5 separate regions of the Mus musculus genome follow, and regions 2, 3, 4 and 5 are each linked to region 1. The links are chromatin loops, found by intact Hi-C in ENCODE. Cell type or tissue: heart. All regions are shown on one strand. Region 1 holds the start of Snrpb (small nuclear ribonucleoprotein B). Region 2 holds the start of Stk35 (serine/threonine kinase 35). Region 3 holds the start of Nop56 (NOP56 ribonucleoprotein). Region 4 has its middle 7.7 kb from the start of Tmem239. Region 5 holds the start of Pced1a (PC-esterase domain containing 1A).

Region 1 (5,000 bases):
AGGAGATGAGGTTAAAGAGAGGACAGGCTGGATTTTCCCATGAGTCCTGGGAAGTCAGTGGGAGGTAGAAGGCAGGCTATGCAATCACCTGAGAGAATCCCAGGATAATTTAGAAGGACCCCTCTGGCTGCCCTGAGAACAAGAGTAAAGCCAGGAGAACAGTTACAGACTCATTTGGTAATCCAAGTGAGAGAGGCTGGTGGCTAAGACTAGCAGTCACAGCAGTGGAACCAATAACAAGGTAGGGTGACAGTGGGGGATGGACAGTTTCCTGACAGGTAGATTATAAACTGAAGAAAAGAACTGACTATGCTTCATGTCCTCATTACTTTGTTCTGTTCTGTTGTTTGTTTGTTTGTTTGTTTTGAGACAGGAGCCTGAGGAGCCCAGCCTGGTTTCCAACTCCTTGTGTACCCATCTCACTGTCTGAGTGCTAGGATGGTAGGCATAGCTTACCAGGCCCAGTTTATACAGTGCTGGGGATCGAACCCAGGGCTTTGCGTGTTCTACACAATCTACCCAATGTACCAAAGTCTTAGCACCATTCCTTGTTTTCGTAACTTGACAAAACTTCTGAGATGGGAAGGGAGGAGTAATAAGGCCAAGAATTCAGTTTTCAACATGTTAAATTTAGCCTATCTGCTGGGCAGCTATTAAGCAAGTGATTTTATATAAAAGACCAAAAGTTAGAAAAAAAACAAAAACAAAAAACCAAGGTCAGAGGAATAAATTAGAAAGTTCTAGGCATATAGGCAAGGATTAAAGAGTAATGGAGCCAAATGAGATTAATTCATTAATTCATTAAACAAACACTTACTAAGCCCTTTATGCTAAGCAGTATTCTAAATAATAAACAGTTTACAAAGAAAAATCCATAATGTATCGGAGCTTACATGCTAGTGGGGCAATAAAATAACTTAAAAATATATACAGTACTCTCTTATCCAAGTTTCAGGTACCTTTGGTCTATCAGTTTGAAAATACTAAATGAAAATTCCAGAAATAAGCAACTAATGTTCTGTGTCATGCACTGTTTTGAGTAGCAGGAAGAATGCTATGTCTTGGCCTTAACCAGAGATCAGCCCTTGGGGAAGGTGTCCATGCAGGTGTCCACGCTGTGTGTGCTACCCACTCAGTACTCATAGGATCTCACTGCACTGGCGGGCCTACACTGCAGCACTGGTGTTCAGGTAGTTCCTGTTATCTTTTTGTTTTCGTTTCGTTTTGTTTTTGTTTTTCAAGATAGGTTTTCTCTGTGTAGCTCTGGCTGTCCTGGAACTAGCTCTGTAGAGCAGGCTGGCCTCGAACTCACAGTGATCAGCCTGTCTCTGCCTCCTGAGTGCTGGTGTTAAAGGCCACCACTGCCTGACTAAATCCCGTTTTTGTTTTTGTTGTTTTGTTTTTTCAATAATTTTCTTTTATTCACTTTATATCTGGATCATAGCCCTTGCTCCCTCTTCTATTCCCAAATCCCGCCCTTACAAATCCCCCCCCCCGCCCCCACCATTGCCTCCATCCCATACCACTGTTGGTCCCAAGGGGGATTCCAATCTCATTCAGATGGGAAACTAAATAGTCATTGGAGGTGGATGGACAGAGGGAACTGGGTAGGGGAGGAAGGGGTGAGGAAGGGAATGGGTGGGGGTGGGGGTGTGATGTGGTGGGGAGGAGTTGGGGTTTTTCTCTGGTGGCTAGCTGGAGCCTGGGGCTGGGGAGGATACCTATGGAGGTGACTCTAGCTGAGATTCCTACCAGAGGGGGATATAGAGACTGAAGTAGCCACCTCCTGTAGCCAGGCCGGACTCCGAGAGGCGGGAAGGGGACATCAATCCAAACTTCGACCCAAAATTTGTCTTGCTTAAATCCCGGTTTTTAAAGTCAATTCAAGGGTGCCAAAATACACTTGCGTTAAGTGAAAAGGATATGCATATCGTAAGCGTGCTTATGTAGAAAAAAAATTAGCATATTGTGACTTGGGGAGTTACTCCGAGTCTGGGAAGGCATGCCCTTCCAATAATAAGGGGACTACGGTTTAGTATGTCAGATAGCAATCAATATTTGAAAACAAGCAAAAAGGAAGCGCGAAGAGCCTGAGAAAGTTGCATTTTTTTTTTTTTTTCCTAGAAAGAATGGTCAGGAAAGTCCTCACCAGGACTGTCATTTCTGTTTAAATCCTGGAGGTAAGGGCATGAGGGTGTGCATATACCTGCGAGTCTAGCGCTCCTGGTGAGACAAAAGCAAATGCAAAGAGGGAAGAACATAGAGAGAAGCTAGAGAAGTGGCTTCCTAGAGTGAGTTCACAAGAGCGCTGGGTGAGAACTGGATGGGAGTGGGGTCTGGGACATCGGCGTGTAAACCAAGCACTCCAGCGGAGACTTTAGCTGGGGAGGTGTCTGTCCTCCAAGGATGTTTGCCGCCCAAGTATGGTGTACGCCAGCATCTGGTACTAAGAACGCGGTGGGTAGGAGGATCCGAAGCTCAAGACCCAGTGAGACCCGGTCTAAAGCAAAACAAAACGAGGAGGAAAACTCCAATAAAATCAACAAAGGGGGGGAAAAATCCACCCAAAACAAAACAAAACAAAACAAAACCACCACACAATCCGTCAGCTGATGCTAATGCTCCGCCCCCTAATTGCGTTCCAGAGACCGGAACTCCAGGTCCGAGGCCGGACCGGAAGTAGCTTCACTAGCGGCGGCATTTTGCAGGCAGCATTTCCGTTAGCGGCGGCGGCGGGAATCCAGCGGCTGGCTGGCTGGCGACTAGGCCTCTGTGGCAGAGAATCCGGCGGGAATCTGAGCCATCCGAGCCGCCACCATGGTGAGAAGGCGCGGGCTGGCTGTAGGGCGCTCGGGGGTGCGGAACGGGGCGGTAGCTGGCGGCGTCCGTGGGCTGGAGCCGAGCCGAGCCGCCCGTGGCGGAGGAGGTCGGGGTGGAAGCCGCTTCATCCCAGCGCCAAAGGCCTGGACTTGCCGTGAGGCTGCGACCGGGTAGAGGGGAAGGCCGACCGGGGTACAGAGGCCGATGCGCGGCCGTCAAACGTCGTGTCCCGGAGCCACGGCGGTTTCGGCCCCGCGGCCTCCGTAGCTTTAAACTTGGGCGTCAGTGTGTGCCCGGGCTTTTGGAGCTGGCGCAGGCCTCGGGCCGACCGGGCAGCGCCGGGCGAGGCGGAGGAGTAGCGGAGGTCACGGCCCGAAACCGGAGTCGAGCAGCGGAGGGAGCGGGAGGCTGGAGGAGAGGGTTTGCCAGCAGAGCGCGCGCGACCTTGCTTCTCGTATTTTGATGTTGGGCTGTGTCGGGCGCCGGGGCTGCACCCTAAAGTAAGTTCTGTCTTCACTTGGGCCAGTTTCTGGCCAGGCAGTCCTAATATAGCTACAATATAACTAATATCGCAGTGGTAGCTCAGCGTTAGGCAAAAGTAACGGCAGTGGGAGGAACGAGAACGTTTTCTCCAGGAGGTGACTCCCAAATGATTGTTTCGGGGCACCCGGCTCCCCCATGGGAGGGAGGGTTAGCAATCTGGAAAACTGAGAGAGCAAAGCAGTCGATGGCACGAACTTTCCAGGAGTCTGGTTGCTGAAGGCCCAGTCTTGCTTTATCCTGTTGGTAGTGAACGATCGCTGCAAGATTTTTCCCAGGCTTAATGAACTTAAGTTCTTAAAGGTCAGCCAGGGAAAGTGGTCTTTGCTTGAAATCTCAGTTTGTTATAATTTCTGTACTCAAAATCCTAATTTTATTTAGTTTTGGCTACAGACCACATGTAATAAATACCTCGAATCTCTCCAAAAGATTACTCTAGTTGCGTGGCTGAAGAAACCCGAGGTGCTCAAACAGGATATTGCTTTTCTTTTTTCTTTTTTTCCAAGAGTTGACTGAGGCAAGTCCTTACATAATCTTCAGCCGGAGTAGCCTATTTTACCAGTAAAAATGAATGACACTGGGTCCAATTTTGAGGATCAAATGAAATACACAATCCCTTTCAAGGGCCTGGATATACAGGGAGTATCCAATAAGGTATATTAGCTGTTACTAGGCAAAGGGACCGATGTATGCTGATCCCCGTGAACAGTTATGTAAGGGGATTAAGCAGAAAACACAATCTGGATCTTTAGGTTAGGATGGGGTAATGCTTACGGGAGTGAACAGCACTTGCAGTTCCTGGCAGAGATGATACTTGGGTGGTTGGGGGTGGCATAACGCCAGTTAGATGCGGGTGGGGGGGCATGTTTCTGAGAGAGACAGGTACTTCTGTTTACCTTGGGATGTGTAGAGGCTCCCCCTTTATTTTTGCAAAGCTATATTGGAAGCCAGGATAGAAACTGTTGTTGCCTTAATTAAAAATTAAGGATAACAAGTTATATATCAGTATTAAGTATCCAAACTAATTAACACTAGCCCAGTAAAGTTAACCCTATTACACCAAGCCCTGGAGGCATGCTAACCAGTGCTTGGTTTGAGGACTCCATTCTTGCTTCAGACTTGATTCACTTTCTGGTAATACACTTTTCCTTAAGTGGGTTTTTGGTGCCAGTCAAATTCCAGTTCTTAGTTGTTTTGATGGATTTATATGTTCATAGCTCTGAGTCTGCCATTTAGTATGGGTGGATTTGGTTAATTTGTGGACACTTACAGTCCCCCGAGACAGACACAACATAAGCAAAGCCACTATAGTCTGAGGAAGATGACTTTTTTAAGGGAAGGGAGACTAGCAGGTTACCTGGCAGAAGTCTAGGCTGAAGCTGGGCGATAGGAAGAGTCTCAGGTAAAGACTGTGTGGAAGACAGTTGGAAATTGTTGAGAGATTAGTCTGGTGGAAGACTTGGGGGAGGGCCAGAAGTGAGAGAGTGCAGAAGAGCTGAGCCTCCCTGATGCCTGTTCTCCTCACAGACGGTGGGCAAGAGCAGCAAGATGCTGCAGCACATTGACTACAGGATGAGGTGCATCCTGCAGGACGGCCGCATCTTCATCGGGACCTTCAAAGCCTTTGACAAGCACATGAA
Region 2 (5,000 bases), 380 kb after region 1:
CTCCTGGAAATGATGACAAGCAGGATGGGAAAGGCCCCCAGAGAATTCCATCACACTATCCAATCCACTGTTAAATGACTTTAAAACTCTGCAAGGAGTTCTCCTGGGACCTTACAATAAAATCTGACAGGTGCTCCAAAAAGACTTTAGGAAATCTAGCCCTAAATCCCACCCAGTCTGCTAAATTCAACCTCAGATAGGGAAGGAAGGCAGCAATATATCTGCAAAGATCTGTGAGGGCCATGCTGGCTTACAAATACTTCAAGGACACAGGAATTTGGAGGCCGGAGTCCCACTCTTTCAAGCTGATTAACCTTAATCGAGCTGTGTTTGTGCCCACTAGGCTGAGTTCCTCTATTTATAGAGCAGAAGCTTAATTTACTGTTACAGATATTATCCAAATCGTAGCGCTCAGATTATATAGCTGGGATTGCGACTGTCCAATTTCCCTCGCCCTACCCCCTGCCCCAGGAACTCAAGACACTTGCAGCCCACTGCCTCTTCTCTAGTTTACACAGGAAGGCAAGGTGTTTGGCCTCCTGGAGCCCCATGGTTCTGCAACAATCACTGCTCAGACAGCCCCAGGGGTTATGAAAACAACTGAGATTGTAACAGGGCAGGGAAAGCTGCAACCTGTTTTGTTATGCGACAGCTCTTGGCCCACCTGAGGGGGTTATTACTGGGTGCGTGAGTTATTAACCTGTGGTGCCCTCAGGGACTAAACCAAGAACCAACTGAATGATTGTCTGCTCTCGGGTGAAGGGTTGGGGTTCTCGGAGGAAACCTCACACTTGAAGACAAGGTTTGGGAACAGAATTGGAAGAAACTAGAAATCAGGAAAGGAGAATGGCATGGGTGGGTCTGCTACTTTTTTTCCCCTCTAGGTTCTGATGAGAAAGAGGCATGAGGGGGCTTCTGCAGTTCTACCAACTACTTTGAATCCCACCAGGACTACTCTTCATCCATCTTTTAAAATGCTAGGCTTGTAATTATGGCTCACACCTACTGAGTGAGTACTTAAAAAGATCAAGGTTAGCACTTGGTGAGCTTGTTAGGGAATGTCAGCTAACGGCTGGGGAACAGACTGATTTCCTAGCAAGAAAGAAGGTCCCAAAGCCGGGTCAAGGACCTTAGCGAGCCAGAGACAGTTATTAGAACTGAGTGGTTCTGAGAACAAGGGGGTCCAGGAGAGGGCAGGACTGCCGGCTGTAGTCTACCTTTGAGCGAGGTCTCCACCAGGCGCAGGTAAAGCTGTGAGTTCTTGTTGCCGTGACTCATGCGCTGGGCTAACCCGTTGCGCTGTAGGACGCACTCCTCAAACTGCACGATATTCTGGTGCCGCCGCTTGAGACTGGTGAGGGCCCAGAATTCTGCTAGTGCCAACTCCACGTTCTCGGGAGCGTCGCAGCGGATCTTCTTGACTGCCACCCTGGCCCCACTGCGCCCAGCCACAGCCTCATAAACCACGCCGTAGCTGCCGCGCCCGATCTCCGCCAAGAGGCTGTAGCGCGGCCGTGCAGGAACATCCCCGCCGCCGCCATCCGGCCGCCGCCGGGCCAGGAAGGCCTCGCCCGGGACCTCGGCCCCAGCCGGATCCATGGCCTGGGCCGCCGGCCTCAGCTTCTCGCACAGTACCCGCTGGACTGGGCTTCGCCTTTTCCGCTCCGGGCTTTTTGTCCCTCTGCGGGCTCCGTTCTCTTTCCCCGTTTCCATGGCTGCGGGGGGCGGGGGGAGCAGCAACGGCGCCGCCCGGGCCCCCCTTGCCTCATCCCTCCGTCTAGCCCCGAGATGTGGAGGAGCGGGACCTTGGATGGTGATCTAAGGGCGAGAGGGAGAAGTTAAAACCCACCGGGCCGAGAAGGGTAGATGAGGAACTTAAAGCGTCCGGCGTCCCACCTCCGCCGCCGGTCGCGGCCCCTTTAAGAAGGAGCCACCGTCTCGAATTGAACGGGGGAAGGGAAAGGAAAGCGGGAAAGACGGAACCACCGGGAAGTACCGAGGGAGGACCGGAAACCGAAGCGCAAACCGTCCCCTCTCGCCGACTTATCCGTCAGGAGCAGAAAAAATAAATAAAGCCGTAGGGATCGTCCCCATCGAAGACGGCCGGCTTAAACTTTCCTGGGGCTTAGCCCCCTCTCAACGGCCCCTCCCCACGTCCTACCCGGGCTTCTCCCGGTGTAAACAGTCCCGTGAATCAAACCCAGGAGAGCCCGGCGGGACGACCCAGACCCCCGGGGACAGCGGGCGAAGGGAAACCGGCTAAAAGATCGGCTTCCGAGGACGACAGGCGGAGGCCCCGGTGACGCCCCCGGGACTACGGTGGGGCGCCGGGGCTCCCGCTTCGGCCCTCCCTTCCTCCCTCCACTCCCTCTTACCTGGCCGGCGCTGTTCCTCTTCCGGGCGAACCGGTTCCCCCTTGGAGCCCGCGCCGGAGGATGGTCCGTTCCGAGCCGGGCTTGTCTGCAGAGCCGGGTAGGGCGCGAGGCGGGGAGCCTGGCTGAGCGTGTAGCGCGTCGCGGCGCTGCTCTTGTGATGACAGCAACGCTCCCGGGGGAGGCCTCGGCTTCCAGGTTCCCGTGGCCGTCCCCGAGTTCACGCCAGCTGAGCACTTTACGTAACCTCTTTATGTAAGCTGCACCTCCCGCCGCCGCTCTGGTCAGCGGAGATTCCTGGTGGCCCATCCCCCAGGAGGCCAGCGGAGAGCCGCGCCGCCTCTCTGCAGCCGAGGTAGACCCAGCCGCCGCGACAGCCCGGAACCAATCACTGGCGAGAACACCCAGCCAACAAAAAGAGCGCGCCAAAATCCCGCGATTTGTACCGAGGGCCTTCGCGAGGCGCCTGCACTCCGCAAACGCCTTTCCGGACTTGACCTGCATCGTACCTCTACGCCCGCACTCGGCACTTGATGCTGATTGGGGGAATGGCTTAGGTGTAATCGATTCACAGCTGAGACCAGGGTTAGAACGCTAATCTCCACGCCCACTAATGACCCCAATGATCTCAGCCGCACTTAATCCTCAGTATCCTTCTCTGCCAAACCCGGGTGGTCCGCACTTCCAAGGTTGCAAAGGACCAAGTGAAATATGATGGCTGGCTAATTGAGTGCCTGATATAAGCTGCTTTGGGCTTGGATTTTGATACCCTTCACCCCGGCCGCCCATTGTGGTGGGAGGGAGCACAATGGCTGTGTAGTTAAGAATGATCTTGAACTTTTCCTCTTGTCTTCATCTCCCGAGTAATGGGATTAAAGGCGGGCACCACCACACCCAATTTATACACCCTATTTGTTTGTACAGAGCTAGGAATCCAAGGGTTTTGTGCATGCTAGACAGGCACTTTACAAAGCTACATCTCCAGCCCCTAGGCGTGGTTTTTTAAAGTATTTTGTACCCTGCTTTGTACTCCAATGCCTAGAAGGTGCCCAGTATTTTGTTAGCTGATATTGAAGGACAGTAACTAGAGTTTCTGCTACACACTATTTTAAGTCTGGGGAAAAAGGAGTAGACACGACAGTCTTTGCCTTAATTGCGACTCTTGACACTGGAGGAGACAGTCAACCTTGTGTCTTCGTAGATGTCTCACAGTTAAAGTACTTAGAACAGTGTTAAAATACACACAAGACAGATTAAATGTAATGTAAAACAATAAACAAGAGTTTCTAGAATTTCTATAGCTTTTCTGTATGTAAGTGGTCACATATACACACAAGGTGTAAGAATAGTAAAGTCTCATCTTTTTTTTTGCCAGAATTACATTGTTTTGCTATATTTTCATGTTCTGTGCACAAATATGTATGTATGAATGTATACATGTTGTAAATCCTTTTATATTTATAAGATATATATGTATACATATATATATATATACACACACACACACATATATATATACACACACACAAATATATGTGTGTGTGTGTGTTTTTTTCCCAAGGACAAAGATACTCTCTAGCACACTCTCAATACAGTGCAGAACCATGAACAATGCCATGCTTTTGTTTACTATGCCATCTCAAGGTTTACCGATTGTCCTTTCCTTTCTCTTCTAGTCCAATATACGAGTCCTCAGCACCTAGCCTTATTGGATAAGGATTCCAACAGCCTCGTTGTTAACCGAAACTCCTTTACTTCTTTTCCTTGTTGTTGCTGGGTTGTTGGGTTTTTTTTTTTTTTTAATTGGTGGTGATTTGGGTTTTTTGTTTTTTGTTTTTGTTTTGTTGGTTGGTTGGGTTTGTTTGTTTGTTTGTTTGGAGACAGGGTTTCTCTACTTAGCTTTGGCTGGTCTTAAACTCAGGGATCTGCCTGTCTCTGCCACCCAAGTGCTGGGATCAAAAGGTGTGCACCACCATACCCAACCTCACAATTTAAACAACTTAAATTTCTTTAAAGGGTTCATCTTCAAATATTGTTACTAACCTATTGGGGGTTATAGGTTCAACACATGATTCTGAGGTAGGACCACAATTCAGTTGGCAGCAATCTCTTTAGAAAATGACACTCATCTGAGTAATGAATAGCAAGAAGCCAGTCATGCCACAACTAGTGGTGGGGCATTGCAGGGAGAAGAGACAGCAAGTACAAGAGTGGCCAGGGAGATAACCTTGGTCAATTAAAGAGACTATTAGAATGTAAAACAGCCTGGGTAATGGCTCAGTGTGAACCTGATGACTTGATTTCAATCCCCACCCCACCCCCCAAGCTGACAAAAAGGTGAAAAGAGAATCAACTCCACAAAGTTGTCCTCTACCCTGGTACCCACAATCCTACAGAGATGGTGATGAACCCCAGAGGCTCAGAGGTATGAGTCCCCTGCAGCTGTTGAATTAGCTAATAAAATACTTTCACATTTGATTCTTAAATTTGGACTTGCTTAAATTACTAAAGTAATCTTCACTTGCTTTTATGCTTGATAGCTAACATTTATGAGCAGTTTCTATCTTCCTGGCATAGAGAGTGACAAAGAGTATTTATGACATCCTTGAAAACATAGTTTCTTTCAAA
Region 3 (5,000 bases), 97 kb before region 1:
CTTAAACCCTAGAGAAAACCCCCTGTATGCTGCTCACGATGGATATCATGCAGAGCTCCCAGGGAACACTGAAATGAAAATCACTAATAGCTCAAGATTTTAAAAAAAAGCCTAAGGGACAATTCTAAACTGTCACATTGGTGACCTCCCTGCCCCCACCCCCCATCATGAGACACTATCACCTCCAGACACAGAACAGGGAGAGCAGGAATTCACACTACCCCCGTTGAGGACTCCTGGGAGGCAGCCGAGGACAGAGCACACTTGCCCATGGAATGGGCCATGTGCTACAACCAGCATTCTGGGCTCTTGTCAAGTTCTCTCAGCACCTATCTCCTCCCTATAGAATCAAGAGGTAGTTTTAGGTGTTTTGGTCCAAAGAGCCCAAGCTCAAGACCATGGTTTGATGTCCTGTGTTCTACGGTTGAGAAGCCTACAACCTGGGATCCACACAGGACTGACCTCACACTCCTCTGGGGTACTGCTGTTTTCTGACGAGGCCAGGGCCAGTGCAGCCAGTCGCTTCTTTTCCTTCTTCAAGCGCTTCTTCTCCTGTTTTTCCAGCTTTCTGGTGATTTCAGCAGCCGCTTCCTCTGCCTGGCAAAAAAGCAAGGCGCTGAAAACCCAGAAGACCCCTGACTTGCCACAACACTCCTAGTCTTGCTGGATCAGGCTCATTAAATCAGTTGTATTGCCTCCATTTCTGAAGGTCAGGCCAAGTTCGTTCATCCTTTCCAACAGTCTTTCTGGCACTCAGCTACCACAACCAAGCACACACTGACCTGAACCACAGCTTCCTTCATGACATCCAGGTTCTTCCGTGGGATCTCTCCAGTCTCATAGAAAGACAGCCGTTCCTCAACTTGTTCTCGGAGTTTTTCCCCAAATACACTTGTGGGGACCTCTAGATGTGTGTGCGTGTGTAAACAAAGTCAATTACAACCCTTGAAATGACAAACTACTCCCCAGCTGCTCTCCCCTCAGCTTCACTCAGACCCAAGGTGTCAACACTCACTAGGTGAACTCTGTTGACGAAAAATATTACCATCATTGTAGAAGCTGCCAAGGTAGGTTGTTTCCCCCCCACTGTAACCCCTTCAACTCAAATGCCAACTTCCCCATCCATACCAGAGAAGCAATCAATTCTTGAGGCAATACTGCATTTGTTTGCTAGGTATCGGGAGATACGGCCTTTGTTCTTTGCAGCTGCTCGGCCAATGAAGGTGGAATGAAAAATGAGTCCATATTTTGGTGTGTTACCCCTTGTCTTCAGGGCTCTGTGAGAATATTCAGTCAATAGTTTAGTCAAAAGACTTGACCCAAATAGCCAAGTTCCCCTCTTCTAACAATTTCCCACCAGGCTTGGCTGAACTTTCTACCTCACCAAGTGCCAACCTAGCTCCCAGAGGCAGAGAGGGAAGGCATCCAATTTGCTGACCTGGAAACTCGGTCCCCTTTTGCTGGGCCCTGGGAATCACTCAGACACCAGGACTGGCCATCACCCCCATAGCAGAGGCCTGTATAGGTCAGGTTGCCCTGGTCAGCCATCATTGTAATCCCCAAACAAAACAGTGGACACCAGAAGCAGCACCTGACATGAGCAGGCGCCCTCACTGGTACCTGAACAGGGCCTTTTCAGCCCCAAGGATCTGTACTGTGGACGCTGGATACTTGGCCAGGTTGGTGAGGCTGCCAGCATGAGCAATGAGGCGTGCACCTACCTGGAGAAAGATCCGAGGAGGAGGTCAGGTGAGTAAGTGGGAACCTGACCTCCCAGGCTCATCCCCTCTTCTCTTCCCCACCATGCATCAACTAGGGACAACATGCTAGCCACAAGGATAGCGGTACAGAATGCTGAGTTTCACTCCCCCACTTTGTGTTCCCCATGACGCACCGCTTCCCCAATTAAGGCTGACAGGCTGGGGGCTACTTGGCTCATCTTGGAGCGAAGGTAAGTGTGTAGGCTCTGGCGATACTCTGACAAAGACACCACACGACTGGAGAAGCTCTCGATGTTTATCAAGTCGATAGCAGATATGTCCATGCCTAGGAAACACCTAGTGTGAACAGGGGGACCAGATACTCAAGGAGTCTCGTACCTTATACAGGCTGCCGCGCTCCGCACTGACCCATGGAGGACCGAGAAGCATCCAAGATGGCCTTAGCCTTGGCCCCGTCCATCGTAATTTCTTCCAGTTTCTCTAACTTCTCTTCATTCAGCTCCCTGCGGTTCCCAATGAACTGAGCCAAGCGACAGTATGTGGCGTTGTCATTGACGATCTTCACCAGCTCTGGAAAGTGGTACCCATACCACTCCCTGTAGAGGAAGTCATTCTCTGATCCAGCTATCAAACCTCAACTCAGGTCCCAAGCTCTCTCAGGCCCGTGTCTCCCCATTCACAATACAGACCAGGCACAGTGGCCTAGGCTGAGGTGTACATGGGGTAGGTTTATTCTGCCTCCTCTTTCTATACAGTCAGTGTAGGAACACAGCCTGTGGTAAGCACAAGGAGGCCTTGCTTTGGTCCATGATTTTACCCACATGAATCATCGGCCATGCTCGACTTCTATACCTTACCTGACGCGCATCGAGAAGGTATTGATATCTTTATCCAGTTGGTCCAGGAGGCTTATGGACTGAATAATCATGTTGTCCACTCGGTTCACATTAAATTTAACTTTGGCACGAGAGTAGCTGTGTCCCAGCCCTAGCTGGGCCTTACAAGCAGAAAGATCTGTCAGACCCTTCACCAGATTATGGAAATGCAGACGAACTCCTAAAAAGAAGATGGGACTTTAAGAATAGATCCTCCAGGACCCAAGTAACCACTCACAGCAGATCACATCACCAGGCCCGTAGGCCCCCTGCTGGCTTCTGTGGGCACTGCATCCACGTGGTGGACAGAATAAATGAAATAGGACTCTTACCTCGAAGGATCTCAGCTATCACACCACCAGTCTGGCAGTTGTACCCCAACTCTTCCTGTATTGCAGCACCAATCTTGGGGTCTCCAACCCCCAGAAGTACTTTCTTCTTTTTAGATGGCAGGTATGTCTCCAGGAGCAGGCGGAGGTCCTCGTGAACAACACCTTTGGGACAAAGAAAACAGCTCTAAACCACACATTGCAGATTGGAGACTGTCTCCAATCGGATTAGTTAACACCCATCCCCGCAGGCATTGCTCAGACACATGGAGTCGTCAGTGATCTCTCAGGGGATTGACAGATATATAAGTCATCATTGCAAAGCCTGGCTCTACCACAGGTCCAGGAGCACAATTGTAAAGCATTTAAGTGCTTTTTAAATTACAAGATTTATTTATTATATGTACACTGTAGCTATCTTCAGACACCCCAGAAGAAGGCATCAGATCTCATTAGGGATGGTTGTGAGCCACCATGTGGTTGCTGGGATTTGAACTCAGGACCTCTGTAAGAGCAGTCGCGCTCTTAACCGCTGAGCCATCTCTTCAGCCCCTGCATATTAATGTTTTAAAATGCCATCCTGTAGGTCTCAAATAATCCCTAGACTGTATCAAGCTTAGAAGAAAATCATCTAAGAACATCAACCACCCAGAATCCCATGTTCCGGAGGGACCGACTCACCTTCAGACACAGCATTGGCATTTTCCAAGGCCACCTGGGATGAAGAGAAGGGACAGAAGGCCACCAGACGAACGACATTGTGGAATTTGCCAAGGTTAAGCACACATTCCTCCACCTGGAGAGAAGGATGAATGGGCTTTCTTTGAATTTGGCTTCTACAGCGCAGTAAGGCAGAAGCACCAGCTGTTGTAGCAATTGGTGCCTGGGCCCCGAATCTTAATTCTCAAGAAATGGAAATGAGATGTTTATCTCCGACCGCTTCCAATTATATAGATTCGCGTTAAAGAGTCCCCTCATTCTAGAGCTCCCCCCCCCCCCGCCGGGCCCGGTGCGGTCGGCCACGTGGGAACACGCGGTGCATGCTGGGGTTTGGCGGCCTTAGGGGCTGCATTGCAGCTCCGCGAGCCCACCGAGCTCACCCACCTGCGGCAGCAGCAGGCTGATCTCCTCCACTTCCTTCAGCGCCAACAGCGCGTAGCCGACCGCATGCTCGAACAGCACGTGCAGCAGAACCTGAAAAGAACCGGCGCGCGGCCATCAGTCAAACTTCCCAGTCCGCGGGGCCGCTGCTAGAGCAGGCCCTGGCTCAGACCCGGAGCACGACCCCGAATGCAAACCCAGACGCACGCTAAGGCCTTCACTACGCAAATACCCCACCACCACTCCTCACCATGGCGCCTGCTCCGTGCCCAGCTCGCAATGCGGCTAGCGCGCTCTGGCGCGCGGAACCAGACTGCGGAGACCACACCTTCTCCGGTTTGACCAATCAGAGGCTGCGGACGAAACCATTGTCAGGTCTTCGGAGGGGGTTCGCGGGTGTGGTATCGTCCGTCGGGCGGGTTGGACTACCACGGGCGCGAGCGGGCCTGCCAAGCCCAGCCTCTGCGGCTGCGCGAGCCGGTACTGCGTCTGTAGTGAATGGTGTCGCTCCTGCCGGCAGGCCGCAGAGTGGCCTGGAGACCACCCTTCTTCGTTCCTCGTGCTTTTGTCACCCGTGTGCCGGGCGGCAGAACTCGGTGAGGGGACATGAGGCTTCCTGATAAGCCTCGCAGGTTTCCCGCTGCCCAGATATTCCGGGTCCTCGTGGGACCCGGCCTCAGACCCTGCAGAAATGGCGTCTTCTTGCTGCCTGCCTCTTCCTTTTACATTTTGTTGTTAACAAAATTGTTGGTGCGGGCTGAGGCATAGACAAGAGCGGTTTACCTCTTCCTAGTTCTGTTCCTTTCCCTGATTCATAGAACCCAGCGCTGCTCGGCACCACGTGGTTGCTCATGGCCGCGTAGGCCCAGAATTCTTCCAAGGAGCTGCGTTCCTGTTTTTTTCAGTGCCAGTTTTAGGCACACCAAGGTGGATAATTTAAAATCACCTTTGCTTTAAAAAAGAAAATAAAAAGA
Region 4 (5,000 bases), 230 kb before region 1:
ACAGGTACTTGTGTACATACATTTGGAGGTCAAAGGTCGACACTGGGGTCTTCCTCTGTGGTTTTCTTTTTTAAGACTGAGTCTTCACAAACCTGGAGCTCACTCATAAGTTCACTGGCTTCTCCCCATTGCAGCTTCAGGGATCTTCTTATCTCTGCCCTTCTACCCTACACCCCACGACATGCTGGGACTACAGATGCATGCCACCATATACTAGGTGCTAGAGGCCCAGACTGAAGTGCTTTCATGGTAAGCACTGTACCAACTGAGCCATCTCCAAAGCCCCGTTTAACTGAATATTTAAAAAGAATTGTCTGTGGATTTTTTTATTAAATACATTTTAGTTTACTGTCGATTTTTGATGACTTTATCCAGTTAAAAATGTTTCTGTCCAGACCATGAATGGATGAGAAATAGTAAAATGGGGACTGGATAGATGAGTCAGTGATGAAGTGTGCCAGTACCCACATGTGGCTCACAACCAGCTCTAATTCTAGTCCCAGGACATCTGATGCCCTCTTCTGGCCTCTGGCACCAGGTGTGCATGTGCAAGAGCACACACACATGTGCTCATATACATATACACACGTGTGCTCATATATATATATATATATATATATATATATATATATATATATATATATATATATTACATACATATATATGTGCACACATTGGTGAAATGCCAATACACATTAAAAATAAAACCAGTTAAAATCAAACTTACGAAAGGAACTGAATACTTCCCCCACAGGTCAGAAGCTATGTTAGAGTTTGGACAACAAAACGACTTACTGGCAGATGGCAGATTATCTATGCAAAAAAAAAATCTAACGGAAATCTATCTTTAAAGGTAATTTAGTACTAAGTGAATGTACAAGTTAGTTACGATCCACACAGGAAGACTTTGCCTCAAGGATATGTTTACTTGGGGTCAGTAAAATGACTCAATAGGTAAAGATGCATGCCCCCAAGACTGATGACCTGAGTTCAATTTCTGGAAGCCATGTAGTAGTGTACAAGGGGGCACAGTAAGGGAACTGCAGACATGGCTGCTCTATGTTATAGTTAAGGTTTTTTATAGATATGAGAACAGCTAGAGGTACTGGAAAGTTCAGAGCAGAGAGAGAAGTTGACCAGCCATGTCGAGGGCTAGGGACATGAGAGAGAGGAAGGAATAGTGGAGATAAGGAAGGTGAGTAGCTAGGGCATAGGGGTTGGGGACAGGAACTTGGTGTTGGGGACTTTGAAATGTGTAAGTACTTGTGAGTAGGGGTTTGATATGCAGCCACAGATGCATGTCAATGGAGCCATCGGTCCTTTTGCCAGAGGTAATAGAAATGACTCCCTTTGGTAGGCAGGATCCCTCTGTGAGCACCAGGCACACATGTAGTTCTCAGATGTGCATGAAGACATAATACCTGTACACACAAAGGATAACATTTTTAAAATGTAAAGACAAGTTATTACAGGATAGACTCAAAAAGTGGAGAAGTCACTGCATAGCCATCTGAAGAAGATTCATTTCTATTTGTAATTCATACCATTTGTAATATCAAATATTAGCTGGAAATAGTTCATAACTCAGAATGTTAAATTTTAAATTACAAATCTAGAGGAAAATAGTTGGTAGTCTATTATTGGACAAAGATATTCTAGATATAACACCAAAAGCATAAAATATATAAAATTTTTCTTGAGGCAGGGTTTATGTAGTCCTACCTGTCCTGGAACTCAATCTCACAGAGGTGTGCTTGCCTCTGCATCCTGAGTGCTTATTAAAGGTATGTGTCATCATATCAGGCCCATAAAATAACATTTTGATATGCTGTTGTACTGTGTGGTCCAGAGAATGATGCGTGAGAGTTTATTAACTATAGAGGCAAACTAAAAAGAATAAGTGGCGAGCTAGAGAGGTGTTCACTGGTTAAGGGCACTGGCTGCTCCTCCAGAGATTCTGCAGTTTCCAGCACCCACAGGGTGGCTCCTTCTGTGACTCCTGTGACTCTAATTCGGAGGGATCTCATGCCCTCTTCTGGCCTTTGTGGGAACAAGGGAAGCACATGTGTAGAGACATATATGCAGACAAAACATCCCTACACATAAAGTCATTAAAAAGTCATTGAAAAGAATAAGTAACAAGGGAAAAGCCAGACCAGGCATGGTGGCGCACGCCTTTAGTCTCAGCACTCAGGAGACAGAGGCAGGAGGATCTCTGTCAGTTTGAGGCCACCATGATCTACATAACTTACGTGAGTTTCAGGACAGCCAAGACTAAATAGACCCTGTTTCAGAAGGGAGTTTTCAGAGGGACTTTCCAGTACCTCTAGCTGTTCTCATATCTATAAAGGGAAAGATGGGAAAGAGAGAGAAGAGGGGGAGGGAGAGAGAGAGTTAAGCATCAACTTGAGTGCTCACAACACCCTGCAGAAATGCACTAGGGAAGCATTCAGGCAGTCAGCTAGATTCCCAATAGAAAGAACCCCAGGTGGGACAGTGTTTGCTTAGGTGGAGCATCCAAGTGAAAGAATAAATAGCAACAGAGATTTTTTTTTTAAAGATTTATTTATGTGAGTACACTACAGTTGTTTCCAGACACACCAGAAGAGGGCAACAGATACCTTTACAGATGGTTGTGAGCCACAATGTGGTTGCTGGGAATTGAACTAAGGATCTTTGGAAGAGCAGTCAGTGCTCTTAACCACTGAGCCATCTCTCCAGCCCCAGCTATAATGTCTTAAAGTCAGGCACAACATCCAGTAGAAACCATCAAGGGAAGTTGAGGCAGTCCATCGGATTCTCGGTTGAACTTTCTAATCTCTATAGATGAGCTCTCCAGGAATGAATTTGTGGTTTTCTCCCCTGCTGTAGACGCTATGTTATGGAGAAACATTAGTAACCTCTGTTGAAAATGGTGTGCCCCCTAGATGGAATCCCGACCCCTCTGGGAGCCTTAGCCACGACTGCACTTTCTTGGCCAGAGCCTCAGATCTCTGCCAGCTGGTGAACCTTGCCATGTTGAGCACCAGATTCCCTACACTGGCATTTTTGGCATCTTCATGGTCCAGGCCACCTTGATGTGGAGTAGATACAACGTTAAGCAGTTTTGCAGTTCTCTTCCCTCCCTGTCACAGAAATTAGGCCAGTCTACCCTCACACAAAGGGGAGTTGGAAGACACTTTGAGACAAACATGCTTGGGCCTGAAGTGGGGGTGGAGGAAGGACAACACTGCTTCCAGAGACAGCTTCTTGGTGAACTCAAACCAGTGTAGTTCCTTGTAACTGTATTTCATTAAAACGCAAAACTCCTGTTCTCCCAAAAGCTGTTAAGAAAAGGCAAGCTGTAACCTGGGAGAATGTATTTTCAAATCAGACTATCAGATAAAAGACTTGATTCTAAAATAGAGAAGCACTCCTTTGTCTAGTTTAGAATAAGTAGCTCTTAAAGTCCAGTAAACTTAAGGGAGTGCAAACAGTTTGAACACTTAAGGAAAGAAGACAGATTGTAAATAAACATGTCAACAGATGGTCACCATCTTCAGCCACTAGGAATAATCCCAGTATAAACCATGACAAGGTAGCACCATTTACTGCTGGAATGGCTAATATAGAAAAGATTGTACCATATGGTCTGGCTCTCTCACCTATAAGTGTTTATCTACACAAAACAGGAACCGGTTCATATGAAGACTTCACAGTTGTAATAATAAAAGCAGAAAATGACTCAGGCCCATCCACCAACAGGTGGCTTAATTAATTCGGTACATCACCCATTGGAATACTACTCGGTTATTCTAAAAAGTGAACTGTTGGGCTGTGAGGACAGCTCAGTAGGTGAAGTGCTTGTCTTGCAAGCATAAGGACCAGAGTTGGGTCACCAGAACTCACACAAGAGCACTAAGTACTGTGCCACACACTTGAATCTAGTGTTGGGGAGACAGAGACAGACAGATCCCTGGGGCTGGCTGACCAGCCATTCTAACCTAATTGGGGAACTCAATTAGGAAATTGAGGAAATAGAGGTTTTCTTGAGGCTTATCATATGGCCTCTGAGCATGCAGACATACATGAAATATTGATGCACACACTAACATTTTCTATTTTATTTGTCAGACATTTAAAGGCAGGGAAGAAACTATTGTAGAATTAACATGTTAAGTTAATCTCTTTTAAAACTATCTTATTGCAGTATCAGAGCTCAAACCCTGGGCATCACATGTCAGCCAGGCAAGAACTCTCCCACTAAGCCACATTCCTAGCTCTAACATATTTTTATTTTTAAGATGGAAAATACTTGAAAGGTGAGAAGTATAAAGGAAGCAATGGCTCCATTACAAAATATGAATGGAAACGTTGACTCAGCTGAAAACGATGTTTTACAAAGTTAATTGTATCCAGATTCTCACCAAAGACACCCAGGGCCAAGCCAGAAGTTGGAATCCCGGCTGTCCCAGGATTCTCAGCTGAACTTTCCGAGCCTAAAGTTTCTCTTGCTGGGGTAGCCAACTTAAGATTTAGGAAAGAAAGTTAGGAGTCAGCAAAGCTGTCATCCTGATGGTGGTAGACTTGCTATTTCTCCATGGCCCCCAAGTTCTGCCCCATTCACCTCAAGACTGACATCCAAGCTTGTAGAATCTTGCTCAGCCTGAGGGACCCTAGCCAAGGCCTTTACACGGCCAGGGCCACAGACTTCCGCCAGGGGGCGCGCCTCACTACATTGAGCACCAGATTCCCCGTGCTGGGATTTTGAGCCTCTTCCTGGTCCAGGACAGCAGTCCTTCGCCTTGTGGATGCCCATGGTCTTCGTATCCCAGGCTGGGCTTGGGATTTTCTTATCAGTGTCAGGTTCTTGTCCACCCCCTTCTACACAGTGTTTGCCAGCTGCCCTCACTATTCCTCTCCACTTAGCCAAAAGGGGATTTCCAAAGGCCACTCTCTAGAGCAGATGTCTGTCCAGTCGTCCAGGACCGCAGACGCTCCCCTCCCCCCATCCCCGCCAG
Region 5 (5,000 bases), 240 kb before region 1:
CAACTTAGGACATACATATCAGTCCCAGGAGGTGTAACACTTCTAGGCCCTTCTTGAGTCCAGCACTTCTGTGACTCACTCACATCTTCTGAAGCATTACCTATCTACCCATGAAGCTGACTCTCCATAGAGTAAACAAGAGGAGCTCTGTCGTAATGTGGTCATCTTCCTTATGCTCTGATTTTAAAAGTCTGGGTAAGCAACAGGTATTTTTACAATAGCTAATATTTTATATTTATTATTTTTTAGCCTTTTAAATATGTATTTGGGGACAGAGTCTCATCTTGCCAAGGCTGGCCTCTGATATATATCCATCTAAGGCTGAACTGGCAATCCTAGTCTTCCAGCCTCCACATGCCAAGGGCTATGTGTTATATGAGGTTGTGGATGGGACACCACACTCTGCTCATTAGTATTTTCAGTTGCTTCATATTGTACATGTGTCTAAGAGAAATCATGACTAAACAAATGTAACAGAGCTCTAGAAATTACCACAAGGCATCCTCTGTCTAGAAAATGCATTACATTGCAAACAACACAATTCCATTTAAAAGTTTGGCTATGAGCAGAAGCAAAGTCTTCTGGGTTTTTTTGTTTTGTTTTGTTTTGGTTTTTTTGGTTTGTTTTTTCGAGACAGGGTTTCTCTGTATAGCCCTGGCTGTCCTGGAACTCGCTTTGTAGACCAGGCTGGCCTTGAACTCAGAAATCCACCTGCCTCTGCCTCCCAAGTGCTGGGATTAAAGGTGTGCGCCACCACCGCCCGGCTCAAAGTCTTCTATTGAAATAAGACGCCAACGCAATGTCTTTGTGATCTTCGGGTACATCAATAAAACATTCTTTACCATTTTGTTGGGTAATGATTAGGTTTTGCTTGTTTCTGTTATTATTTCAAGACAGGGTCTTACTATGTGGCCCTGTCTGGCCTGAGCTATAGAGCAGGGTGGCCTGAATCTCAGAGTGCTGGGATTAAGAGGCGTGGGCCACCAAAGGCTGACCAACTATTAGGTAACAGGCACTAGCCTAAATATGCATGGGAAATAGAAGTATTCTTAGCCTTCAAGAGCTTAGCACGAGAAACTCATACCAACACTGCCCTCGTGTGCCACATATGATAAGACTCTACAACTGGACCTTTGTGAGGCATAAAAGGATTCTACTGTAGGAAAACCAAGCAGGTCCTGAAAGATGAGCAACATTCTTCAGGGTGATAAAGAGGAAAATAGCAATGCCCATAGAAGCGACTATAGAACTGTGCAAACACAAAGCCATGGAATTGCCTGGTGTGATGAGGTCCTGCAATTAATTCTGTGAAGCTGGTACACCCACGGATTGAGGATGATTGAGGTTAAGTTGGAAACCACTCAGAGAGTGACAAATGTAGGCTGACCAATTGATGAGCGCTCCACAAGCAGTTTGTACTTTATATCTTAAAAAGAAATAAAGCCAACGAGACGGTAACCATTGTAATCACGTTACTAGTTTTAGCCTTGAGAAAGACCCACAGCTAAGGGCACTCCAACCCCGGTGAGTTGCCACTGCCTCGGGTTCCTCATTAATAGTGCCCCAAGACTGAAAAGCGGTTCATCCCCTTTTCTCAGCTTTGGTCAGTACTGTCACCCCGCCCGCTGTGGCGATCCCGCCTTCCTGTGAGAGCCCCTGTGGTCCGACTTCAGCAGTTTCCGGAAGGAGACTGGCACTCGCTGTCGCCGCGGGGCGGCCTCCCTCTACGTGATCTAAGCATCCTTCCGGAGGCCAACAGACCTCGGTTTAGGGGTGGCTTCTCAGCTTGCCTCAGTTGGCGCAAAGGAAGGACCAGATTGCTGCCCCTAAAGTGCGTAAAGTGGCAGACGCTCAGGCGAGCCGCCATAGGGACGGACGCCAGCACGCGTAGTGGCCGGGGCGAGCATTGCTGGCTCTGCCGGGAGGCTCAAGCCAGCAGCAGACAAGCAAGGTAAGCTGGGCTGTGGGACGGAAGGTGGGGCGTCGGGCAGCTCACCTGTAAAAGGCAGAGTCCCCGAGTGGATTCCAGTTCGCAGTGTAACAGTCCATGTCTAGTACAGCTGGCGGCAAGAGTCGCCGAGGAAAAACCCGCCTAGCGCAAGCTCAGGCCGCACTTCCGCTTCCGCCCTTCGGGGTCACGTGACGAGGCCGCCTTAGCGGCCATCAGAACTGTGGGCAAGCTACGCTGAGCTATCGTCCTGCCCTCGGCGCGGCGGCCCGAGTGGACCTAGCCCTGGTTTCTGTCCTCCACAGCGGCCAACCTCGCTGCCTTTCTGACTCCTCCGGCGTTGGGGATCGCATAGGGCGGGACACGGGTGACCGAAAGTGGGAGCCATGAGCATCTGAGGCACAGATGCTGGAGGCGTTGGCTGGACCACCGTAGCGCACGCATGGCGAGCGCTGGGCGTCGAGCTGCGTACCTACAGCTAACCTGGGCACCCGGGCTCTGTGGGGCGGGATCTTTGCAGAACCCACCGCTCTCCAGGGGCATGGGATCATTGACTCTAGATCAGGACATCGCTGCCGAGACGCTGTCGCACGGCACCTGGGCCTGCCCTACTGGCCCGTGAATCCCTGGAGCCCCCGAGAGACTTGGTAACTGGCGCGAGCGGACGAATGCGCACGCGCGGGGCCGCCGTTGACACGTGGCAGGGCAAAGGCGTCTCTGCGCGCGCGAAGCGCTGTAGTCTAAGACTACGGCCCAAGTGACCCTTCTTCCCTCCGAGTGTGATAAAGGCTGCTGCCGTGTTGGGATTCGCCTTGCCGCTCCCACTTTCCTCCCCATTACACAGAGCAGCCAGGGAGGGGCCAGCGCGCATGGGTCATCTTGGAACAGACCGGACCTACCTAGAGTCCCTGCCCTCTGTCAGCTTATTGGCCTCTCCCTGCAGCTGGTGTCAGTGGCAGCATGGTCTTCTGTTTGGAAAACGAGATGCCACACCGCCTGCTGGGAAGCGCCATGGTCCACTTCCATGCCTCAGAAGTCCAGCAGCTGCTACACAACAAGTTCGTGGTCATTTTGGGGGACTCCAGTGAGTGACCACTCTAGGATGACATTTCACCGCCCTGTATCTTCAACCTTTTCTTTGTCTGCACGCCACATCTCCATTTCAGACTTCTCCATCTCTTACTCTGTTTCAGGACACTAGACTGCATTTTTTTCTTTTTTAAATTCCCTATGTACCTTCCCTGGGTGCCCCGGCATATCATTTGTGCACTATTTTTTAGCCCATGAGTGTGGCATCTTTATTTGTTGTTGCCCTTCATGATTTTCTTAAAAGGACCTGTGGGCTATGTTGTGTGTTTTCCTAGGGATGGGACCAACTTAATTTTGCCATTTGGTCTTTGGTCGCTGTACATAAGCTAGAGGAGAGGGAAATAGCTGGAAAGAGCAGAGCTAGGGCTTTAAAATCTCGTCTTTTCTTCTCTAAGCCAACCCTCCATAGAGCTGCTGTTGGAGAGTCAATCCCTGGAAAACAAAGGCCTTCATTTGGGAAACTCTGGGAGGGGGTGAGGCCGACCTTAACCTTGGGATCCCTGTCTCCCTGCAGTCCAAAGAGCTGTGTATAAGGACCTGGTGCTTCTGCTCCAGAAAGACACACTGCTCACAGCTTCCCAGTTAAAAGCCAAGGTGAGAGAAGCTTGGCAGCCATGCCAGTGTTGGGTGGGTGCAGACCCTGGCCTGAAAAGGACCACCTACCTGGCATGGATCTGACCATCGGGTGGGGTGGGTGGGCAGGGGGAGCTGAGCTTTGAACAGGACCAGCTGGTGGCTGGGGGCCAGCTGGGAGAGCTGCACAACGGGACACAGTACCGCGAGGTCCGCCAGTTCTGCTCTGGCTCTGGCCACCACCTTGTGCGCTTCTACTTCCTCACCCGAGTTTACTCCGAGTACCTTGAGGACATCCTGGAGGAGCTGTCATATGGACCTGCCCCTGACCTAGTGATCATCAACTCCTGCCTCTGGGATCTCTCCAGGTTCAGGCGGGGGGAGAGGGAAATACTGGTTGGAGGTGGAGGTATGGCAGCACTCCTGTGCTCTTGCCCACCCTAAGTGTTACCCAACAGATATGGCCGCTGCTCAATGGAGAGCTACAGGGAGAACCTGGAACGAGTCTTTGTACGAATGGACCAGGTTTTACCAGACTCTTGTCTGCTGGTGTGGAACTTGGCAATGCCTCTGGGGGAACGTGTCACTGGGGGTTTCCTCCTGCCAGAGGTGAGTGACCGGGACCCTTCCGGACAGGGGATAGAGTGGCTGGCCGGCAGCTAGGAGACCCTCTTAGAGACTCCACTTTGTCAATTAGCTCCAGCCCCTGGCAGTGTCTCTGCGACAGGATGTGGTTGAGGGGAACTTCTACAGCGCTACACTAGCCGGGAAACACTGTTTCGACGTCCTAGATCTCCACTTCCATTTCCGGCATGCTGTCCGTCACCGTCATCGAGATGGTGTCCATTGGGACCAGCATGCACACCGCCACCTCTCGCACTTACTTCTGGCCCACGTGGCCGATGCCTGGGGTGTGGAGCTGCCCAAACATGACCGGCTGCCAGGTAAGCCCTCCCATAGACTGGTTGGGTATTGGTGTAGGTAGGACCTTTGGAGCACAAGGCACAAAGAACTAAATGGGACTGAAGTACTTGTAGAAAGTAGGGGACCTCTTGAAGAACAGTTGTAGCTCCTGAATGTTCCTTTCTCGTTTCCTGAGAAGGGTTACATCACAGGGAGCACGTGGCTGTTCAACTAACAGTTCTTCAGCTTTGTGATTCTTCCTGTTTACCTGAATGGACATGCATGCGCAGGTACTGATTGTAAAAGGCAGGGTCAGAAGACCCTGATCAATAGATAAATGGAAAAGAAATGAGACTGCTTCCAGGTAATCCCAGGAATAGGAAGTGGGAAGACAGATAGGGAAAAAAGATGGTCTAGGCAGTGTTGCAGAGGCAAGCTCATCAGAGAAGTAAAAGGTACAGTGAGCTAGCAGGTTGCTCAGCAGTGA

The links. A loop is a pair of places that touch in the nucleus more often than their neighbours do. Peaks named below come from ENCODE experiments on the same cell type or tissue, not always from the same donor. Only the 100,000 strongest peaks of a DNase experiment are listed, where the experiment ranks them.
Region 2: it touches region 1 in a loop (7-fold over the local background); 8 of 42 quality-filtered maps call a loop at or near these places.
Region 3: a loop joins it to region 1, with 7 times the contacts of the local background. A loop is called at or near these places in 15 of 42 quality-filtered maps.
Region 4: it touches region 1 in a loop (2.5-fold over the local background); 4 of 42 quality-filtered maps call a loop at or near these places.
Region 5: a loop joins it to region 1, with 4 times the contacts of the local background. A loop is called at or near these places in 4 of 42 quality-filtered maps.

Annotation. Positions count from the first base shown.
Region 1 is chr2:130,177,054-130,182,053 of GRCm38, reverse strand. Snrpb (small nuclear ribonucleoprotein B) reads left to right here and starts at 2,690. Exons shown (of 7, transcript NM_009225.2): 1 at 2,690-2,820; 2 at 4,888-5,000. The coding sequence starts at 2,818. In heart, no CTCF peak of the experiment used is centred here; a DNase peak (open chromatin) is centred at 2,663; H3K4me3 peaks cover 3,412 bases; H3K27ac peaks cover 2,181 bases.
Region 2 is chr2:129,798,222-129,803,221 of GRCm38, reverse strand. It overlaps Stk35 (serine/threonine kinase 35), which reads right to left and starts at 2,705. Exons shown (of 4, transcript NM_183262.3): 1 at 2,376-2,705; 2 at 1,218-1,818. The coding sequence starts at 2,681. Stk35os1 (serine/threonine kinase 35, opposite strand 1) reads left to right here and starts at 1,763. Exons shown (of 1, transcript NR_029452.1): 1 at 1,763-4,853. In heart, CTCF peaks have their summits at 1,529 and 2,712; DNase peaks (open chromatin) are centred at 1,681 and 2,651; H3K4me3 peaks cover 3,306 bases; H3K27ac peaks cover 2,615 bases.
Region 3 is chr2:130,273,753-130,278,752 of GRCm38, reverse strand. It overlaps Nop56 (NOP56 ribonucleoprotein), which reads right to left and starts at 4,341. Exons shown (of 12, transcript NM_024193.2): 1 at 4,277-4,341; 2 at 4,030-4,119; 3 at 3,607-3,721; 4 at 2,929-3,090; 5 at 2,579-2,777; 6 at 2,130-2,317; 7 at 1,895-2,046; 8 at 1,621-1,721; 9 at 1,129-1,277; 10 at 783-904; 11 at 463-597. The coding sequence starts at 4,279. It overlaps Snord110 (small nucleolar RNA, C/D box 110), which reads right to left and starts at 3,238; the gene lies at 3,180-3,238. It overlaps Snord57 (small nucleolar RNA, C/D box 57), which reads right to left and starts at 727; the gene lies at 665-727. It overlaps LOC115489609 (a small nucleolar RNA gene), which reads right to left and starts at 2,516; the gene lies at 2,384-2,516. It also overlaps LOC115489632 and LOC115489601. In heart, CTCF peaks have their summits at 2,879 (motif pointing left) and 4,529; a DNase peak (open chromatin) is centred at 4,402; H3K4me3 peaks cover 3,444 bases; H3K27ac peaks cover 1,590 bases.
Region 4 is chr2:130,411,674-130,416,673 of GRCm38, reverse strand. No RefSeq gene overlaps it. Among named protein-coding and RNA genes, the nearest start is that of Tmem239, 7.7 kb to the right of the region's middle. In heart, a CTCF peak has its summit at 2,031 (motif pointing left); a DNase peak (open chromatin) is centred at 4,713.
Region 5 is chr2:130,421,444-130,426,443 of GRCm38, reverse strand. It overlaps Pced1a (PC-esterase domain containing 1A), which reads left to right and starts at 2,156. Exons shown (of 7, transcript NM_178762.4): 1 at 2,156-3,032; 2 at 3,552-3,631; 3 at 3,740-3,978; 4 at 4,069-4,219; 5 at 4,308-4,554. The coding sequence starts at 2,909. Vps16 (VSP16 CORVET/HOPS core subunit) reads right to left here and starts at 2,124. Exons shown (of 24, transcript NM_030559.3): 1 at 1,997-2,124. The coding sequence starts at 2,049. In heart, CTCF peaks have their summits at 1,082 and 1,893; DNase peaks (open chromatin) are centred at 1,773, 2,173, 3,963 and 4,077; H3K4me3 peaks cover 2,352 bases; H3K27ac peaks cover 2,089 bases.